Linked DNA regions of Mus musculus: region 2 is linked to region 1. The links are chromatin loops, found by intact Hi-C in ENCODE. Cell type or tissue: left cerebral cortex. All regions are shown on one strand.

Evidence for each region. Hi-C counts contacts between places; a loop is a spot of excess contacts. Peaks named below come from ENCODE experiments on the same cell type or tissue, not always from the same donor. Only the 100,000 strongest peaks of a DNase experiment are listed, where the experiment ranks them.
Region 2: a loop joins it to region 1, with 3 times the contacts of the local background. A loop is called at or near these places in 2 of 42 quality-filtered maps.

Annotation. Positions count from the first base shown.
Region 1 is chr16:16,559,068-16,561,567 of GRCm38, forward strand. The region is part of intron 1 of Fgd4 (FYVE, RhoGEF and PH domain containing 4); the gene reads right to left. Among named protein-coding and RNA genes, the nearest start is that of Fgd4, 40 kb to the right of the region's middle. In left cerebral cortex, a CTCF peak has its summit at 1,292; DNase peaks (open chromatin) are centred at 542, 739 and 1,201; H3K4me3 peaks cover 1,634 bases; H3K27ac peaks cover 1,586 bases.
Region 2 is chr16:16,481,643-16,484,142 of GRCm38, forward strand. It overlaps Fgd4 (FYVE, RhoGEF and PH domain containing 4), which reads right to left. Exons shown (of 17, transcript NM_001301817.1): 4 at 2,448-2,500. Among named protein-coding and RNA genes, the nearest start is that of Fgd4, 120 kb to the right of the region's middle. In left cerebral cortex, no CTCF peak of the experiment used is centred here; a DNase peak (open chromatin) is centred at 1,256.

The sequences.
Region 1 (2,500 bases):
ACTGACTGTTTCTAGTTCTCTAGGTAGCCACTGGCTCACTAAGATGCACACCCAAGAATACAACATGGTTCAAGTTTGACTGAACTGCACAGGCAAAACCTCTAATTACAGTCTTTCATACAGCACACAAAATGGCAGATCTGCTAAACTCAGGGTGCTAATGCTGGGGTGTCAAGGGCAGGAACACTGACACAAAAGAAGTCTCCAGAGCATACAGCTCGTTTTATTTTACACTTTTATAATTTAGGTCACAGTTTGGGGGAAGGAGACACAATGCTGCCTTACAAAAGACATAGTAGTGCCTTGTTTGAGCTACCAACCTCTGAGCCACAAGGAAAAATGTCAGTCATCCATTTGTTAAAACTAAAATTTCCATCCGCAGCTTACAATATGCAACACACATTTTAAGTAGCTGTGGACAAAAGAAATAACAATGACAAAGGAAGCCCTTGAAAAGCAAGCCATCTTCCTTGGTTTACCCCTCCCTATGGCTGAGCCATCTGTCACTACAGCCCTGTCACATTGTTTCCACAGGCTCTGAAACACTACATCAGCACCACACTTAAAACATGTGGCCCAACATTAACCTTAATTTGAGTATAATCTACAAATGCCACTGATGGAGTCATTTCTCAAATAAGAACAAACATTGAGCATGCTGTAGCCCTGGGTGTATTTCAGCAAGAACACTGGTGTAATTCACTGTAGAAGCCATTACGAGATGACTGTCTATCTGCAACATTCAAGAATCACAGTACACATTCACAGGCAGGAAATATTCTTAAGCATTACAGGATAATTCCAACATGTAATTGTACAGGCTGCCTAAAATTAATAAAAGGCAAGTGTGCAAGCTTTGAGGTGGGGGCGTTCTTACCCAAGAGCTTAGTGCTTCCTTTCCTTGACCACAGAGAGATATGCTCACACTAAATGCCGTACAAATCAGATATGCAATGCTAGGTTACTTACCTTAGAAAAGCTGATTTATTCCTTGTGATTACAAGTCACAAATGGCTGGAGAACAACTCCCTTCATTTGTTCTTCCAGTGAGCAGAATGAAATCTCCCAATAGCCCAGTGCACTGCCGATAATCTCACACTACACAGGCTCCCCTGCTAACCCTATGTTCCCAGCCCCAAAGGATAATCACATTCCGGCAGCGGGGAGTGAACAGATGGTGGATTCCATGGTAACCAGCCCTCCTAAGGCGATTGGTAGAAGTGTGTGACTCAGGCTTCTTGGGTAACAATCACAGTCTTTGTGCTCCCGCCCTGCAAAGCCCCAGTGGAGAAGCATGCACAGTTACTCACAGGGCTTGCTCAGCAGGTGTTTGGCTATATAAACCAGGCAGTGCAGACCAACTAAAAGCTTTCTACAAATTGACGCTTGCCAGGACAAAGTCCTAATGTTTCAGAGAGCCATGCTGCTGACTAAGGATGAAAGGTCGCAGAAACATAACTGCACAAACAGAAAAGTTCACTTGCAAAGTCAAGATAGCATGGTGTAGAAAAGCAAGCTTCGTCAGCGGGTCATTTCCTGATCTATAATTGCCCACAGAACTGAAAACTGGTTTTGTATGTTTAGGGATTTTTAAAGACAAATATATTTAAATATACTGAATATCTTATATTGGAAATAAAGTAAAGTTTTAAACAGCAAATGTTTAAAGAAAAAACTGATTTATTTTTTATTTTTATTTTTATTTTTTGTTCTTTGTTGAATGGGAGGAGAGGCTATGAAGGTTTTTAATGAATATATCTAAAGCCTTAGGTGTTCATGAGAAGCTTGCAATATCTTAGGTTTGCAATGACTGACTTAAATTTGTTTCTGCACACATGAAGATTACATGCTGACTCAGCAGGGAAACTGCCAGTTTCTCAGTTGCATTCACTAAAAAGTCAGAAAATAAGATTGTAGTATGAAAAGCAAATCAATCCTACCACACAGAAAACACACACTGGGATAATTCTTTCCATGGGCACTAAAAATACTACAAGAAAGTAAACTTTTAAAAGGACAAGATAAAAAAGTTAAGATAAACATAAAAAGAAAACAAAGCAGGTAGACTGCACACAGCACTGCAGGCTCACCTGCCCTCCCTCCCTTTATCAGCACTGCATACAGTACTGCAGGCTCACCTGCCCTCCCTCCCTTTATCAGCACTGCACACAGCACTGCAGGCTCACCTGCCCTCCCTCCCTTTATCAGCACTGCACACAGCACTGCAGGCTCACCTGCCCTCCCTCCCTTTATCAGCACTGCACACAGCACTGCAGGTTCACCTGCCCTCCCTCCCTTTATCAGCACTGCACACAGTACTGCAGGCTCACCTGCCCTCCCTCCCTTTATCAGCACTGCACACAGTACTGCAGGCTCACCTGCCCTCCCTCCCTTTATCAGCACTGCACACAGCACTGCAGGCACACCTGCCCTCCCTCCCTTTATCAGCACTGCACACAGTACTGCAGGCTCACCTGCCCTCCCTCCCTTTATCAGCACT
Region 2 (2,500 bases), 77 kb before region 1:
AAACTCTATAGGGTTATATTAGTAGATTTTCCCTCAAATATATTGTGTTTGTCTTTTCTCGGAGTTATTCAGAGCATTTCTTTCTTCAGAGTATTGCCTAGTAACTAAAGATGTAACAAAATGTTTATGATTTAAACTTATTTTCATTTTTTAGTTTTGAGGTTTGAAAGATATTCACTTTGAGGGGTGTGGCTATATTGCAAATTATTAGCATTTCTTCATGTTGAATATGGTAGGTACTACATGTTTGTAATGCCAGCACTCCGTAGGCTGAGGTATAAGAGTGAGTTTGAGGCTAACCTGGGCAGCCTAAGGAGTACAAGATACAAGTACAAGGCAAAAATAAAGTATTTTATAGTTGTCATTTTTTGCTCAAAATATACTGTCAAATCAGTAACACAGCTTGTAGCAATCATAAAGACTCTTTTAAGTCAGTTATCAATTACCAATAATAATGACTGATGGCATATTTTAATAAAATTACAATTCTGAACTATTATACCTTTCCATATAGACTGGCCCCAACTGGTTAGTATACAATATCCTACTAATATTTTTTAAAAGGAACTTTTTTACTCCTAATTGTGATAAAATACAGTTAAGAAAGCATACTACCCCTATACCATTAATATATTGCATTTTGAGATAAGAAACACAATGTGGCAAGCTGCCGAAAGCACAGGCAGCATACTACCGCCACGCTTACGTTGGATCTTGTTTGGATCAACAGCTCATCCCTACACAGCATACACTGATTATGCGGTCAAGGCCCTGTAGTACTCTATGCTTAATTAGCTTAACAGTAGAAGTTTGTTTTGTCCTACACTGCTCTATTTGTTTTTATTTTATCTTATTATTCTATATGCCTGTTACTATTCTGGTGAGAAAGAGGAAAAGGGCATGAATTTGGCTGGATTGGGGAAATAGGGATGATCTGTGAGGTACAGAATAATCAGAATATATTATATGAAAAATATCCATTTTCAATAAAAAAGAAAGAAAAAGAAAACTGTGTTACATCTTTCTCGAGTCACGTACGATTCATCTAACAGTAGATACAACAAATAACAAAATGTGGAAAGAGGACTAGCCAGTGGCCACAGGAACCACCATCTAATGCCCTTTAATAGGACCAGCGCCTGTGGTGCCGCAGAAGCTCGCTGGGGGTACTGTCTCATGGTACACCACTGAGCCTCACTCCTATGTGTCTCTTCCCTTCACCACAGGTAAGGATGGAAGCAGTGAGCTTTATTGAGCTGTTGAGGCACAAGGAGATTCCCTTCAGAGCGCTGTTTCTTTGCTGCTCCAGACAACGTGGTGAGGCATGAGTCACTTTCTCTCTCCCATTTGCTTAAAATTATAATCTCTGTTGATTGCCCTTCAGCTAAAGTTCTTAATATAACCACCAGTCAGTCACGTTAATATTTTAGAATCTGTCCTTCACTTATGATTGTCTGACTATGCTCAGGAAAGAACTGTAAATTATCGTAAATAGATTTAAGATTTGAATTTTTTCATTTGCTGATGTTCCTACAATTGTCCAAGTTGTAATTTTATTTAGTATAATCAATGACAAAGAATGAGCAATAGAAATCTCAAGGATGGTTTCAGAGATATACACAGCATGTTAAAGATTAGGGAAATCCAGAATGAAACTGACATGACACCAAGAAATCTAAGGTATGGCATGATAGCCATGCTATTAAAACCCCAGAGTAAGATGCTGATGTAAACAAGATCAAAGCAACCTTTGGTTAGAGTCATGTAAAAAATATCTGTGAGTTAACAGATGGGCCAGAAATAGTCTCAAGAGTTTTTGGTTCTGTTTGAATAATATTTTATTTTGTCATCTTAAGAAGATTTTATAAACAGTATGACAAAATACATCTAGCAAATTTTTCTGTTTTATGTGAACTCAGCTTTACTATGCCTCCCCAAAAAGCTGAGCTATCCATTGCACAAAGGCTAAGAAACCATTTGGAAGAGCAATGCATGTGGCAGTGCACAGCCTGTAGTGGGCCAAGCCTCAGCTTCACTTCCATCTCAGGGTGCTGGTCCAGGTTCCTACAGTTCCACCCTGTCTAGAGTAATACCCCTGGGCGTGGCAGTTAGTAGCTCCTGCTTATTCCTATGGAGACTTGTGATTTGTTGCCCTAGGGAAACAAAACTGGTCCACAGAAGCAACATCTAGAGCCACAAAGAGCATCTGCCTTCCAACACAACACAGTTGCTATGGTTTTTCTACAATACAACCATCACAACAAAATAATCAAAAGAAGCTACGTAAGAAGAAAAAAGGAAGCACCTTTAAGAGGCAGTAAAACCCATTAGCCTCCAAGCTTGCAAATGGTTTCTCTGCTGGCATGAGTAACCTGAGTCATTCATCTCATGGGTGCTGTGAAGCGCTAGGTAGTGCTTGCCCTGCACTGAGATGGTTTACAGTTTACCTTCACTTCATGGTGCTGGTCCAACGTATCCAATCCCATGGTGTTCACCCCAT